2 separate regions of the Homo sapiens genome follow, and region 1 is linked to region 2. The links are chromatin loops, found by intact Hi-C in ENCODE. Cell type or tissue: gastrocnemius medialis. All regions are shown on one strand. Each heading gives the region's core, and the rest is flanking DNA. Links, peaks and the distances in the headings are about the cores only. Region 1 overlaps C2CD3 (C2 domain containing 3 centriole elongation regulator). Region 2 holds the start of UCP3 (uncoupling protein 3).

Region 1 (2,911 bases), core at 225-2,724, 83 kb after region 2:
GGAGCCTGATCTAGTTCTCTTTCTTACTGGGTGCCTGTTATATGCTAGAACTATGCTAGGAGGTTAGAAGGATGGAGAGGAGCTCAGGCAGTATCTCTGACTAGAGGAACTCACAGCCTAGTGGGAGAAAAATGCATGTATGCCAATAATTGAAACAGAATATGTGCTACAACCAAGGTGTTAACAAAGGAAAAACCACCAACTCTGCCTACACGTACAAAGAAATAAAGAGAGACTGTAAAGATGTTGCAAAGTCTTGAAGGAAAATAGGAGTTTGTTAAGTAGACAAAAGGAAGAAGAATATTCAAGGCAGAGAGAAGTATGAGTGAAGACCTGAAGGAGGTAAGGGAAAGGGCTGTGCTGTTTTTCTAGAGAAATAGTGTTCCAGGCAGAGAAAACAGCAAGACAAAGGCCTTGAGAGGAAAATATGCTTGGTGTGTTCAGAAGCAACATGGGGGTTGTGGCTGGAGTGGAGTAAGCAGAGGGCAGACTAGCAGGAGATGAGATCACAAAGATAGATGGGGGGTGGGGCACGTGGTTTAGATCATATGGGGTCTCATAGCCATTTTAAGGGCTCTGGTTTTTACTCTGAATAAGATCAAACATAGGCCAGGTGCACTGGCTCACGCCTGTAATCCCAGCACTTTGGGAGGCTGAGGCGGGTGGATCACTTGAGGTCAGGAGTTCGAGATCAGCCTGACCAACACAGTAATGAGGATCCCGCCACTGCACTCTAGCCTGGGCGACAAAGCTAGACTTAAGTGTTCATAGGTTCACTGGCTACTATGTTGAGAACAGACTAAAGGGGTGCAAGCTGGAAAAATAGGAGGTAGTACTCAGAGACTGAAAGGAATGAAGTGAGATTACACAGGAGTTGCAGTGATTGGGTATGGCATGGTTTGATGGTGTAGGGTATGGCCATAAGACTAAGTTGTTAAGAAAGGCACAGGATAAAATTGTTGGGCAAGGTCAAGGAGGTAAGTTGCTAACAGTTAAAATAGCAACGTTTGCAAGTGATTTACTCATATTCTGAAATGCTTTATTAACAGAAAAAGAGGAGTTGTGGTTAGTGAACTGGAAATTATACCTAAGAAAGTTTTGCATATCTGAGCATTATTTTACAATGATTGCAGTGTAAAAGGCTTGAGAATTGCTTGTCTCAGGTGGACTTACTTGGCTGCTGCTTGCAGACCACAGGCTCTGATAATCTGGACTGAGATGGAAACAGTTCGGGCAGCAAGAACTCCCTCTGCTGTTCTTGGACTACGCCTGTACCTTAGGCCCACATCCAGTAAACCTGAAGAATGAGGACACAAGGAAAGAAGGTTGGTCAGAAGAATCTCTGTTCCACCAAACCACAAAGTTTTGGTCAGGAAGGATGGAAGAGGATTAACACTACAACGAACAATAAGGGCAATGAGAGAATCTGTCCTTGTCATAATCACATTGTTATTCTTTAAGGTTAATAAAGGTTTAACAGGTTACTAATTTACTTTACATTCAAGAAATTATGGTTCAGAGATTTAATTCCTTGCCAAGATTACACAACTACTGAAGGCAGAACTTAACTCCAGATTTCTTTTTACCCCCAATTATGTTTATAGAATTGAGATGGGCTCTAGCCATTTTCTTTTTAAACTTTCAAACGGTTTCCACACCTCACATACTTCTATCACCCTCCTACCATCACCACCTGAAATATCCTTCTCATGCTACCTTTTTATAAAACCTCTATCATCCTACTGTCACATTTCAGGGACAGCTTTATGGAATAACAGAATAAGCTGATCAGGGAGGGTCAGGAGAAACAACTCAATCTTAATTATGGTGACATAAAACCTATTGTTTTGGCAGATACTCTTTAGCAAGCATGTACAGCAACTTGATATAGGAGGCTAAACTTCGTTATCTGATGATAAATTTAGAGGGTACACCATCCTGCTGGAAGCATTAGGATGTAATATCATTCAAATCTCCAAATTCGAATTAATCCTCTCCTAACTTTAAACCCTAGCCTTCTCCTCCCTTACAGTGAATTCCTGGTTCATGCTATCTTCTACCAATCCCCTATCTGCTCATGTTGGCTTGGAATAACAATTCTCTGAGTGTACCATATAATGCTTAGAATTTATGGCATGAGGGCTTATAAAATGCTTGCTGAAGTTAAAGGTGAAATGAGACAAGCAACATTTACATAGACTCCATGGAGCTATGAGTTTTCTAGAATTGTATACAAAATTGGCAGTGTATATTCTATACTCATTTTTTCCAAGACAAGGTGTCTTACAGTTTTCATCAGATCCTCAAAAGGGCAAATCCCTCAAAATGTGGAGAATCACTAATTTAGAGAGAAAAGGGATGTTTATGTATACTGTATATTTTATATATATATATGTGTGTGTGTGTGTATATATATATATATTTTTTTTTTGAGACGAGTTTCGCTTTTGTTGCCCAGGCTGGAGTACAATGGCTTGATCTTGGCTCACTGCAACCTCTGCCTCCTGGGTTCAAGCAATTCTTCTGCCTCAGCCTCCCAAGTAGCTGGGATTACAAGCATGGGCCACCATGCCTGGCTAATTTTTTTGTATTTTTGGTAGAGACGGGGTTTCTCCATGTTGGTCAGGCTGGTCTCGAACTCCTGACCTCAGGTGATCCACCCGCCTTGGCTTCCCAAAGTGCTGGGATTAGAGGTGTGAACCACCGCACCCGGCTATTTTATATATTTTTATGTATACTGATTTTGAAAGAAAAAGACAAACTTGTTTTCAATTACCTGATGACTGGTTCCTCAATTCTTTCCTGTTCTCAATCCTGGGGGTTAAAGGGAGATTAAAGGTCTGTATTCCCACATCCTCACGATGCTGGGTGGTTACCATAGCACAGATCCTTGATAATGGCAAGGTTCCTT
Region 2 (2,911 bases), core at 274-2,773:
ATGGGAGAGAACTAGCCCCTCCTTCCATGTGATCAATGACCCTTGGCCAAAGGGCACCTACCTGCAGGCGGACCTTGGCTGTGTCCAGTGGAAAGGTAACGAGGTCAGCAAAACAGGCTGCTGTGCCTGCCCCCAGGAACTTCACAGCCATGGTGGGAGGCACGTCTGAAGGCTTCAGTCCAACCATAGTCCTGGAAGGCTCTGCCCAGTCCCTTTAGGGCCGAGAGGAGGTCCAAGGAGAGAGGCTGCTCCACAGCCCTGGGCTTCAGTGCAGCGGTGGGGCTGCAGGAGACAGGCCAGAGAAGGCTGATGGAGTGATGTCTGGCCTGGCTCCCAGGAACTCTTCCTTACCCAGGAGGGGCTTTAGAAAGGGAGAAGCCTGGGTGGTGCCATACTTAAGCTGCATGAATTTGGCCTATAAAAACAGGTCACGTTCCTATCCCTTGAATTTTGCAATCCTCCTCCTGACCCTCTCCCTCCCCTCCTTACCAGGGGTAGGCAGAGCTGATAGTGGTACCTGCACTGTATACATGAGGAAACCGAGGCTCAGGCATCTGTTCTCCCCAATATCAAACTGCCTCCTTTTTTTTTTTGAGACAGGGTCTCACTCTGTTACCTGGGCTGGAGTGCAGTGGTGCAATCCAGGCTCACTGCAGCCTTGACCTCTTGGACTCAAGTGACCCTCCCACCTTCAGCCTCCCGAGTAGCTGGGACTACAGGTGTGCATCACCATACCCAGCTAATTTTTTATTTTTTGTAGAGATGGGGGTCTCTCTATGTTGCCTATTCTGGTCTTGAACTCTTGGCCTCAGCGTGATCACTTGACAAGAGGGGCAGTTCTTAGCCACTCATGGAAAATGGAATGGATGGACACAGACTCAGGTCAAAAGCCCACCTTGGGGCTCTAGAACTTTCAGTAGTCAAGCTGCGGGAGGAGGGAAAGCCACAGTGGTGGGCACAGGTAGGAGGTGCCTTGAGGCCAGCACTCCCCAATCTTCTTCCCAATTCACTCCAGACTCTCCTAGACCCCTAGCAGCCGGCAGCCTTTTGCCACTGGCCAGTGGAGGAAGAAGTCAAAAGTGGAACCCTCATTACTGTAGCTCTGCTGGGGCTCCTGAGGGATGGGATGTTCTAGTCAGCATGGTCCATTAATGTTTGCTGGTTGCTTCTTGCACCAGATACCGTGCTGAGGGCTTTACAGACACTGACTGATTTGATCCCTTCATAAGGCTACAAGTAGTTGCTATTATTATTCTCATTTCGTAAACCAGGGACCTGAGGCTTCCAGGGCTTTTGCTAGTCATACAGCTGAAGTGCTGGAGCTGAGATTGGTGCCCACGTTTGTCTGACATCTGAAGCTGCGCCTGTTTCACTGCCCAGAGAGTCTCAGACTTCAGGGAGAGCCAAGGATCCCTTGAGCTGCTTGTTTACAGAGCAGATTCTCAGCTCTCAGCCCCAGAGATCCTGATTTAGGTCTGGGGTGGGGCCTAGGAATCTGCATTAGGAAAACTCCCTGTGGTAGCTCTGAAGCAGGGGAAGAGGACCCCATTTTGAGACATCCTACCCAACACCAGTTGCCTCCCCAACTCCAACCCACCCTCCCGGCAAAGCCTTCACAGCAGCCCACTGAAGAAGCCGTCTGGGCAGAGACCATGGGCTCTGTAAAGCTCCCAGCAAATGACCTGGACCACGCCTCAGGTCAGAAGTGCCCCTGTCATCCCTACTCAGGAAGAGGGCCCCAGGGTCCTCATGGAAAGAGAGGGATTTATGCTCTGGAGGAATCGCAGAGATTCTGGGGCAGGCAAAGAAGAAAGCCACTTCCTGTCTATGGGGATTTGCAAAATCCCACCAGAGGCAGCCAGCAAGGCAAAGGGGGTGTGAGTCTTGAGTGAGTGACACGGGTGTTGGGTTCAAGCCCCAGCCCTGCCACAGTACCCTCATCAAGGCCACAGCTCCCTTTTCATAAGGTGGCGGCTGGACTGAATCTCTATCAGGTCTGACAAGCTGCAGCTAGTGAGCCCTGACTGCTCGGGGCTGCTCTCTGAAAGCCTCCAATGAAAGGGAGAACAAGGAGAAGGGAGAGGGAGAGGGGAAGGGATGAGGGAGGAGAAAGGGGTCTTACCTGTGAGTCCTGCCACGGCAGGGGCAGCACAGGGGCTCCCTAGGGCTCCATCCCAGGAGGTGGCAGCAGGGATTGGATGGCCCCTCCTTGTCATTCACTGTTGTCTCTGCTGCTTCTGGCTTGGCACTGGTCTTATACACACGGGCTGACCTGAAACCTTATCCTAGAGAAGTTGGTTGACAGCCTGATCACTTGACAAGAGGCTGGCTGGTGAGGGCAGTGAGGTGAGAGGGGAGGTGAGTGAGTTCCAGATCTGGTTCAGTCCTCTTGACTTGGGGTGCTTTAATATAGCTCCTTTAAGCTGTGGACGCTTCCTTGGTGACAAGGGTGTATGGGGGGGTGGACCTGCTGCCACTTTTGAGTCCAAAGGTCAAGGCCTCCCACGATAGGCTGGGCACAGCTCTCCCAGGTCTCTTAATAATAATGTCATTTCTTTGTGCCTACTATGTGCTAAATATTTTACATACATTACTACTATTTTCCACAATCCTATGAGATAGGTACTATTAGGATTCTATTTTTTTTACTTTTTTTTTTTGTAATTTAAAATTTTTTAGTAGAGACGAGGTCTTGCTGTGTTCCCCAGGCTGGTCTTGAACTCCTGGGCTTAAGTGATCCTCCTGCCTCAGTCTGGCAAAGTGCTGGGATTATAGGTGTGAGCCACTGCACCCGACCTAATTTTTTTTTTTTAAATTACAGATTTATTGATATAGAATTCACATACCGTACAATTCATCTGTTTCAAGTGCACAATTCAAATGGTTTTTAGTATATTCTGAGTGGCACAAC

Evidence for each region. Peaks named below come from ENCODE experiments on the same cell type or tissue, not always from the same donor. Only the 100,000 strongest peaks of a DNase experiment are listed, where the experiment ranks them.
Region 1: a loop joins it to region 2, with 5 times the contacts of the local background. A loop is called at or near these places in 2 of 110 quality-filtered maps.

What each region holds. Positions count from the first base shown.
Region 1 is chr11:74,089,640-74,092,550 of GRCh38, forward strand. It overlaps C2CD3 (C2 domain containing 3 centriole elongation regulator), which reads right to left. Exons shown (of 33, transcript NM_001286577.2): 19 at 2,777-2,911; 20 at 1,174-1,297. Among named protein-coding and RNA genes, the nearest start is that of C2CD3, 80 kb to the right of the region's middle. In gastrocnemius medialis, for the core only: a CTCF peak has its summit at 1,264; no DNase peak of the experiment used is centred there.
Region 2 is chr11:74,006,856-74,009,766 of GRCh38, forward strand. It overlaps UCP3 (uncoupling protein 3), which reads right to left and starts at 2,230. Exons shown (of 7, transcript NM_003356.4): 1 at 2,123-2,230; 2 at 62-282. The coding sequence starts at 187. RefSeq lists a silencer at 1,525-1,705 and an enhancer at 1,839-2,478. In gastrocnemius medialis, for the core only: no CTCF peak of the experiment used is centred there; DNase peaks (open chromatin) are centred at 1,346 and 2,286; H3K4me3 peaks cover 1,968 bases; H3K27ac peaks cover 2,500 bases.